3 separate regions of the Mus musculus genome follow, and regions 2 and 3 are each linked to region 1. Evidence: chromatin loops called from intact Hi-C (ENCODE). Cell type or tissue: heart. All regions are shown on one strand. Region 1 overlaps Kbtbd12 (kelch repeat and BTB (POZ) domain containing 12). Region 2 overlaps Tpra1 (transmembrane protein, adipocyte asscociated 1). Region 3 overlaps Podxl2 (podocalyxin-like 2).

Region 1 (2,500 bases):
TCACAATTGGCACATGTGGAGTCATGACCTACAGTCTAAGAACTGCTTCCACACTTCATGTATGAGCACACGGTAAACACTACGCGTGCTCACACAGAGCAGAGCCTTCTTTGCATAGTTTACATCCAGGGTTAATTGAGTTCACAGATGCAGAATCAGTGTATGTGCACGTGGAGGGCCGATGTGTTCATGGTCTTTGGCATGTACCAGGCACTGCTCTTGGAGATCACCTATGATAACATGCAGTCATTCATATGACCCCTGAGTCCATCCTCTGGGGCCAACATTACGGAGAATGAAAAAGAGGCACAGAGCAAGGATGCTTTGTCCCGAGTCACCCACTCTCCAAAGGGAAGAATCACCAAATATGTCTGTCTACTCTAGTTCTGCATTATTTAGGCTCTTTCAGTAGAAGCCACACATACTTCCTCAAGCGTCTTTGTGCACTGGATTGGAAGAATGCCTAGGCACAGGGATCCAGGTATGAAAAGCACAACCCACCAGGCCTCAGGACAGACTAGAACAGTTCCTGATCTCCATGTTCCACGCACACCAGAGGCCTAGCCCATCTTTCCAGAGTTCACAGCTTGTGCCCCTCACTCCTTGCTCCTCACACTTCTCCTTCTGCTGACTTCTGCCTGGTGGTCTCAGGTCTTCTGTTGTCAACTAAGTCCTGTCTGCATCTGTGGGGGATCTCTAGTGGGAGCCCAATCTCTTGAGTGAGAAGGGGTAATATGCCTGCCTGTCTGGACCCCACACCCTGGGGAACTGAGGCTCCACAGAGCTTGTCCTACATGCATTCCTACGGACGGTTTATGCGCTTCATTCTCCCTGTATTGTACATAATCCGTTTTGAACCTTCGGGCCTTGATGTACACCAGGGGTCAGCGACTTTTTAAAAGGGCCAATCTGGAGAGTCAGAATTCTCAGTCACACATGACTCGACTCACCCCCTCCAGGTTAAAATCTCAGAAAGAATGAATGTGGTAGACCCACCCCACTTCCTGTACTGTTCCTTAGTGCTCAGGCTGCAAATCAGTTCTCTGTACCCTTGAATGCATACTCAACCATGGCTGCGTGGAGGAACACATGACCACCAGGATGCCCTTCTAAGAAAAGGCAGTCTGCCCCAGAAACCAGCTGTGGATTGACAGATGTGCACTGAACCCCATTGTCCAACAACAACAAAAAAAAGGGATTTATAGCAGATGTACAGACTAGTAAGTGGAAGAACAAGAGACTGGACAAATGCTTGGAAATTAAATAGTTCCATTTTTTTGAAAAGTATTCATGGTGGGAGTGTAGCTCAACACCTAGCATGTGAGGCCCTGGACTCTAAGAATTCCCACACCAGTGGCAGAATATTAAATGAGTAAATGACTAAATAAAGCAGGCAAGCCTGCATTTTGAATTTTTGCTTTTATCGCCACCTGCTGGCCAGAACCAGTATTACGCTAAAGTTCTGTCAAAAAAGATTTCCTTTTTATACTGAAAGAACTTTTTTTTTTCTAAGAAAGCCTGTGGTTCCTTTAATTAAAAATAATAATATTATTTTAAAATTAACATTTTAGTCATAAGATAATTGTGTAAAAATTTGTTTATAGTTCATATATTTTACATGAAAACATTTTAGAAAAGCAAAGTTAGGATTTTTATAAAAAGACTAAAAGACGGGTATTTTAAAATATCCTTACATAATTAAAGAATGTGGAAAAATCAACATGAGAATATTAGGAGAATGAATAGATGTATCAGCAGTTAAGAGCACTCACAGCCCTTGCAGAGGACCTGAGTTCAGTTCCAAACACCCTGCAGACAGCTCACACCCACCTGTAACTTCATCTTTGGGAATCTGATGGTCTTATCTATGCGCACACATGTGTCTCACTCACACACATATAGATAAATAAAAGTAAACTGTTTTAAAAAAAATCAACCAAACAAAAAGCCTAGACAGTAAAGATAGACGCCTGACTTTGGAGGGAAGCCTGCCCGTTCCACTTCCACTGCATGACCCTGAGAGCTATGCCCCATCTCTGCCTCTGGGGCATTGTTACATCCCTGCACAGAGCCCTGCCAAGTGTGGCTGCGGCTCTCTTCTTCTACCTGCCTCTGGAAGTCACTGCAACTCTCCACTGCAGGATTGTGGGCCCCTGCCGTCATCCTTAAGGAACAGTGTGGCATCTGTGACAGGTCTAACCCTACCCACATCCTGGCTAAGTGTCGGTATCTGTCCAACTGCATGCCCAGGGAAGGCGATGGCTGTATCAAGGTCACACTACTCAGACTGTGCTTCCGCCCGTGCACACAGAAATCAAGACAACTCCATGGCATCAGAACATCCTTCCACCCTGACAACAGCCGCGTATTCTGTCGGTACTTGATACAATAAATAATTTAAAGGTGTTTCGATTTTCATTTTATGTGTATTATGAGTCTACTTGTATGTACATGGACCACATATGTGTCTGATGTCCCCAGAAGCCAAAGGAGGGTGTCA
Region 2 (2,500 bases), 360 kb before region 1:
CCTCCGTCTAAGGCTACCAGGGAAGACCAAAATGGCAGCGCAGAGTGCAGGCTGTACTAGGACTCACTGAGCGGGAGGCTGGGAGAAGGGGGTTCTTAGCTCCACACAGGGCCTGCTCTCTCCTCTCAGGCTCTGCCTTAAGCCTTTGCCCCTGACAGATACACAAGCCACCTCCAGTTACTGAGCATCATGTGCCAGAGAGCAATGATAGGCACCATCCAAATTGTTCTTCCAGAGATGAAGGAGTTCAGAGCATGGTCCCCAGCCTGCTTCTGCCACTTGGCCTCCTGGTGCTTCAGTGTCCCCTCTGAAATGGCACTGAGACTAAAAAGTGAGGCCATGGTGATGGAGAATGCCTCAGCAGGACTCTATTGGGAAGGCTAAGTGATATGCTCCCAATTCCACCTTGCAAACCCCACCCACCATCTGATCTGAGGTCACACACCCGCTGAGGTCCTCAAAGGAGCCCAGAACCCTCTCTGCTGCACTGGAAAAGCAGCTGCAGGTGGAGGGGACACCTGAAGCACACAGAGGTCTCTAGGCACAAAGAGGGCCAAAGAGGTCATCTGAGAAGGTCAGGCTCCCCAGAGAAGCTGGAGGCCAGAGTAGCCCAGAGGCCAGTGTCTTTGTGGCAATTTGGGGAGGAAAGTCTGACATTCAGCCTAGAGGATGAGAGAGCTCATGATCTGGGGTCCCAGAAATGTCTTGGAGGGAGAAGACTAATGGTGGCCAGAAAACCCTAGACGAGGAACCTTGGTGAGAGGACTGTGTAGGGATGGTAGTGGGGCCTCCTGCAGGACAAGCTGAGCCTCGGGACTCATAGGTAACTGTATTCTGATCAGTGATCAGAAGGTAATCGCCTCTATCCAAAACAGCCAGCAGCTGGGCAAAGGTAGTGCACGGGTGAAGCAGTGTCAGCCGTTGACCACAAGATGGCAGTAGAAAGAAGGAGCCTGAACTGCGGCAAAATGAATGGGCCTCCCAAATGGGATGTGGGTGGATCCAGACTCAACAGAGCCATACACGTGACCACTACAGAACCAGGCCGGGATTGACTCTGTAGACCCGGTGGCACACTTCGTCCCAGACACTCCTTTCTCCAGACGTGGGTGCACGAGCTTGTATACTGCCAGGAACACTTAAATCTTTTCAGAGGAAAAGGTCGTGGCTTAGGGACCTACCTGTCTGTGGCAGGAGTGGCAAAGAGCTTGGTGCCCCCTGTTCAGTGTCAGCGGTAACTCAAAAGGAGCATTGTGGTCCACTAACTCTAAGCAGTAGCAGGAAAAGGCAGGGCTTGGGGGGCACTCGGGGACATCCTGGATTTGGCAGGGTCATTACACTCTAGTGCTGTCTCTGCTGAAAGGGACAGGAAACCTCTGAGCAGGCAGCCAAGACCCTGTCCTCAGCCTTCTCTGATTTGTTACACCTCCAACTTTCTGATGGGGAGGGGCAAGGAGGGAAGTATGTCCCTGGTTCCTAGTAGGGCATTTCCACTTTTTCCCAGTCCTGACGATCGGCAAAGGTGAAGGGAGCAACCATCCTCCACCCACGCACCCTCTGCTTGCCCAGCGGATCTGACCATGTGGTTGGTATAACCAGCAACTCACTGGGCTGCTCAGGTGTGGGTGGGACAGGGCAAGCAAGGCCTACCCTCTTGCCGGCTCCCTCCCAAGGATGGGGGTGGGAGTGGGGAAACACAAACCTTTGTACTTAAAAAGCAAAGTTCTGCTAGGGATAAGGGCTGAGAAGACAGTGGAGTGGTTCACTATGACGGGAACAGAGCGCAGACAAGTCTCCAGGACCCACACGTCTTACCAGCAGAACCCGGGATTTCAGTCTGCTTTCTCCAGCTTCCCCTGAAGGAGGGACTGGCCACAAGGACACCAACAGAGTGCAACTCGCCAGCTTCAGGTCGTGCCCTTCTTCCTTCCTGTCAGCCGGAATACTGATGTGCCGATAGGAACAAGAGCAGCCATGTTAGACCATGAGATAGAAGTAGGTCTCTCCATGAATGCCCAAGGCTGCTTCCACAGCCAAACGAAACAGTGCAGTCCTCTATCTAGTTACCATGGCCTTGTGTCCCAGTTAAGGCTGAATTCCAGGGAACATAGGAAGGTTGATTTGGGTTGGTGTTCTGTCAAGAGGACGCATGACTGGGGAGTCAGCCTTGGAAAACTCTGGATAAAGAACATTCCTCAGAGAGAATGGCAAATACAAAAGTTCTGAGGTAGAAACAGACTTGGCCAAAGACAAAAAAGACTAGGCCAGGGCGGCTGGAAAGAGAAAACAGTTGGTAAGACTGGGTCAGATGGGGTGGCACACCTATAACATGATTTCATTCTCGGTACTGAAAAGGCTCTTTCCAAAGACCCCAAGCCACTGTGGGTGGGGTCCCTTAGGCCACTGCAGAGAATGGACAGGTCTAGGTGAGACAGGAAGGAGAGACAGCAGCAGGATGGAGAAGGTGGGATAGGGCCAGGCAGCCAATGGGCACACTTTC
Region 3 (2,500 bases), 300 kb before region 1:
AGTGGGGCTGGACCTTCTCCCCTCAATCATCAATCAAGGGAAAGCCCCACAGACATGGCCACAGGCCAGTCTGATGTTACTTCTCCCCGAATCAATGGACTCAACTGGTGTCAAGTTGACAGAGACTGGCCAGCACACTACCGAATCGGCATCTTAGCTCTCCTATGACCACAGTCCCGTTTGGCCCTGGAATGCCACCAAACACCTGTTAGTGACTGACTCCCTCGGTGACATCTGTGCTTCCCTATTGTGTTCCAGTGCCCAGTATCATAGAGAGCTCAGCAGTGATAACCAGGTGTCTACCAGTGACTGATCTCCCTCCATTGCTTCAAATCATGCAGCACTTGTCTGGAGGGAAGGGTAGTTGTGTTACTCTGTCTCTCTGCTTCCACAGCACTCAGACTGATCCCATGCCCCTTCCCACAATGGACCCTCCTTCCACCACCTCACAAGCTGGGCCGTGAGGTGCTTGTTAACTTCCTAAGAGTCCTCCCCGACTTCAGAGGCAGCATACTCCCTGACACCTGAAGCTTCCTGTACCCAGCCATTAGCAAGGCCTGTTTGTCTGCATGTTGACTCTTAGATTTTCCTTTCCTCTCTATTAGAGGTTGGACCTGAGGGCTGTCCCTTCTCCCTCTCCTCTTCACTGTCTGATTCAGTCCACAGGTTCGTCTCTGTCTCTGTCTGTCTCTCTGTCTCTTTCTCTGTCAGTCTCTCTGTCTCTCTCTTTCTCTCTCTGTTATGTTTCCCCATATGTACAGTACAGCAGCCAATATCCCCCAACCCCCTCAATGTCAAATCTGAGGCTAGTGCAGAGGGCAGAGTCCATGTGTTCTTCTCCTGCTGTGTTCTTGCCTTAGGCAGGATAGTCATTTCTGGGCAGATGGCTAGTTTCAGTTATCTGTCTTAACACAGCACAGGCCACACCATTACCACAGGCTGCCCAGGATTCTGTCTTGTTCATGCTACTCCCAGGGACTACCATATATTCTCTAGTCCATTGTCTGTTTTGGGGGCAGACCTCATTCATCAAAGTGCAGTATTATTACCCCATGCAACAAAGAGGAAGACATTACCCCGGGATCCCTTGTGGGTACATTCCACCGCAGGGAGCAACCTCAGTTTTCATATTTCAGCAGAGACAATGCTGCTGTCCCCACCCCCACCCCCAACTCATCTTTGGTTCATTTGTGGACCTGTTCCCATGTGAGCTGACAAATCAGAGAATTGAATCCACCCAAGTCCAGTTGAGTTTAATATGGTAACTTATAGGCACATAGAAAACTTAGGGCCGACTACACCATGGAACAAGAGTCTCCCTCCCCCAGCAGTTACTTACACACACACACACACACACACACACACTCTCTCTCTCTCTCTCTCTATATATATATATATATATACACATACATACATACATACATACATACATACATACATATCAGAGTGGGGAGGGGGCTCAGGTGTCTTATGAGGCCTCTATGCCCCCACAAGGGAATGTGAATGGATCGGCTGGGTATTGTGAGGGTCAGTCTCCTGTGGGTAGTCACAGCTATTTTGATTTCAAGACACCAGGCCTCTCCCCTCTACGCGGCCCCACCTACCCCATTGCCGGGGTGTGGGGTGGGGAACTCTTGGGAACTTCCCACTTGGTGGAACTCTGCTGATGAGGGCTCCCTCCACCCCGCACCCAGATTCTGCCTTGTCCAGGGTCTCATGCGACTCACTGACTGCCCCCACCCCCACCCCCAGGGCTCTTTGGAACCTCCCTCTGGACTCACCAGCTCTCTCCATGGCCACAGTGCTGATGTCTGTCATCTGCTCACACTCAGCTCTCCTCTCAAGGGCCTGACTCTTTCCTTTTCTCTCCCCCCCCCCCCCCCGAGTTTCCTGAGCAGCAGTGCTCTTGCGACTGAAGGGATTTAATGTTGTGCTTCCTAGCCACTGTTACCCCCGCATTCTACTCCCCAGGATTGACTTGCTCCCCTCCTCCCCCCTCCCCCCGCCCACTTCAATTATGGTCTGTATGCTACATTTCAGTTTTCAGTAGATCTAGCAATTGTAAGTTCTTGCTCATATTGAACTTACTTTTTTGTTGTTGTTGTTTAAGGACAGGGGCTTGCTATTTAGCTTAGGCTGGCCTCAAAATAATGGCAATCCTGCCTCAAAAAGCTTTCAAAAAGCTATTTATTTGTTTATTCTCAAGGCCCAGGCTAGCTTGAACTTGATGTCTAGCTGAAGATAGCCTTGTGCTCTGGATCCCTGACCTCCAACTCCAGAGTACTGGCATTACAGGCGTATCCACCATGCCTGACTGTAGTGTTTTATTCTTTCATGTTCATGTTTTTGAGGGGTAGCTCCCACTTGGGTCTCTGGAAATCCAGTAGGACTTTGTCGTTTTGTTGCTTAATGCCATCCTCCAGGCAAGCCGCCTGCTTGCTCATCACTCTTTCTTGGGGCTGCTTTTCCCAAATGTCTTGTGAGTCTTGATGGTTCTTTT

The links. Hi-C counts contacts between places; a loop is a spot of excess contacts. Peaks named below come from ENCODE experiments on the same cell type or tissue, not always from the same donor. Only the 100,000 strongest peaks of a DNase experiment are listed, where the experiment ranks them.
Region 2: it touches region 1 in a loop (2.5-fold over the local background); 7 of 42 quality-filtered maps call a loop at or near these places.
Region 3: a loop joins it to region 1, with 6 times the contacts of the local background. A loop is called at or near these places in 37 of 42 quality-filtered maps.

What each region holds. Positions count from the first base shown.
Region 1 is chr6:88,548,220-88,550,719 of GRCm38, reverse strand. The region is part of intron 5 of Kbtbd12 (kelch repeat and BTB (POZ) domain containing 12); the gene reads left to right. Among named protein-coding and RNA genes, the nearest start is that of Sec61a1, 31 kb to the right of the region's middle. In heart, a CTCF peak has its summit at 1,439 (motif pointing left); no DNase peak of the experiment used is centred here; H3K27me3 peaks cover 338 bases.
Region 2 is chr6:88,905,394-88,907,893 of GRCm38, reverse strand. Tpra1 (transmembrane protein, adipocyte asscociated 1) reads right to left here. Exons shown (of 12, transcript NM_011906.2): 2 at 1,816-1,945. Among named protein-coding and RNA genes, the nearest start is that of Tpra1, 4.4 kb to the right of the region's middle. In heart, no CTCF peak of the experiment used is centred here; a DNase peak (open chromatin) is centred at 1,003; H3K4me3 peaks cover 508 bases; H3K27ac peaks cover 1,550 bases.
Region 3 is chr6:88,852,417-88,854,916 of GRCm38, reverse strand. All of the region lies in intron 2 of Podxl2 (podocalyxin-like 2), which reads left to right. Among named protein-coding and RNA genes, the nearest start is that of Gm15612, 11 kb to the right of the region's middle. In heart, no CTCF peak of the experiment used is centred here; no DNase peak of the experiment used is centred here; H3K4me3 peaks cover 229 bases; H3K27ac peaks cover 586 bases; H3K27me3 peaks cover 323 bases.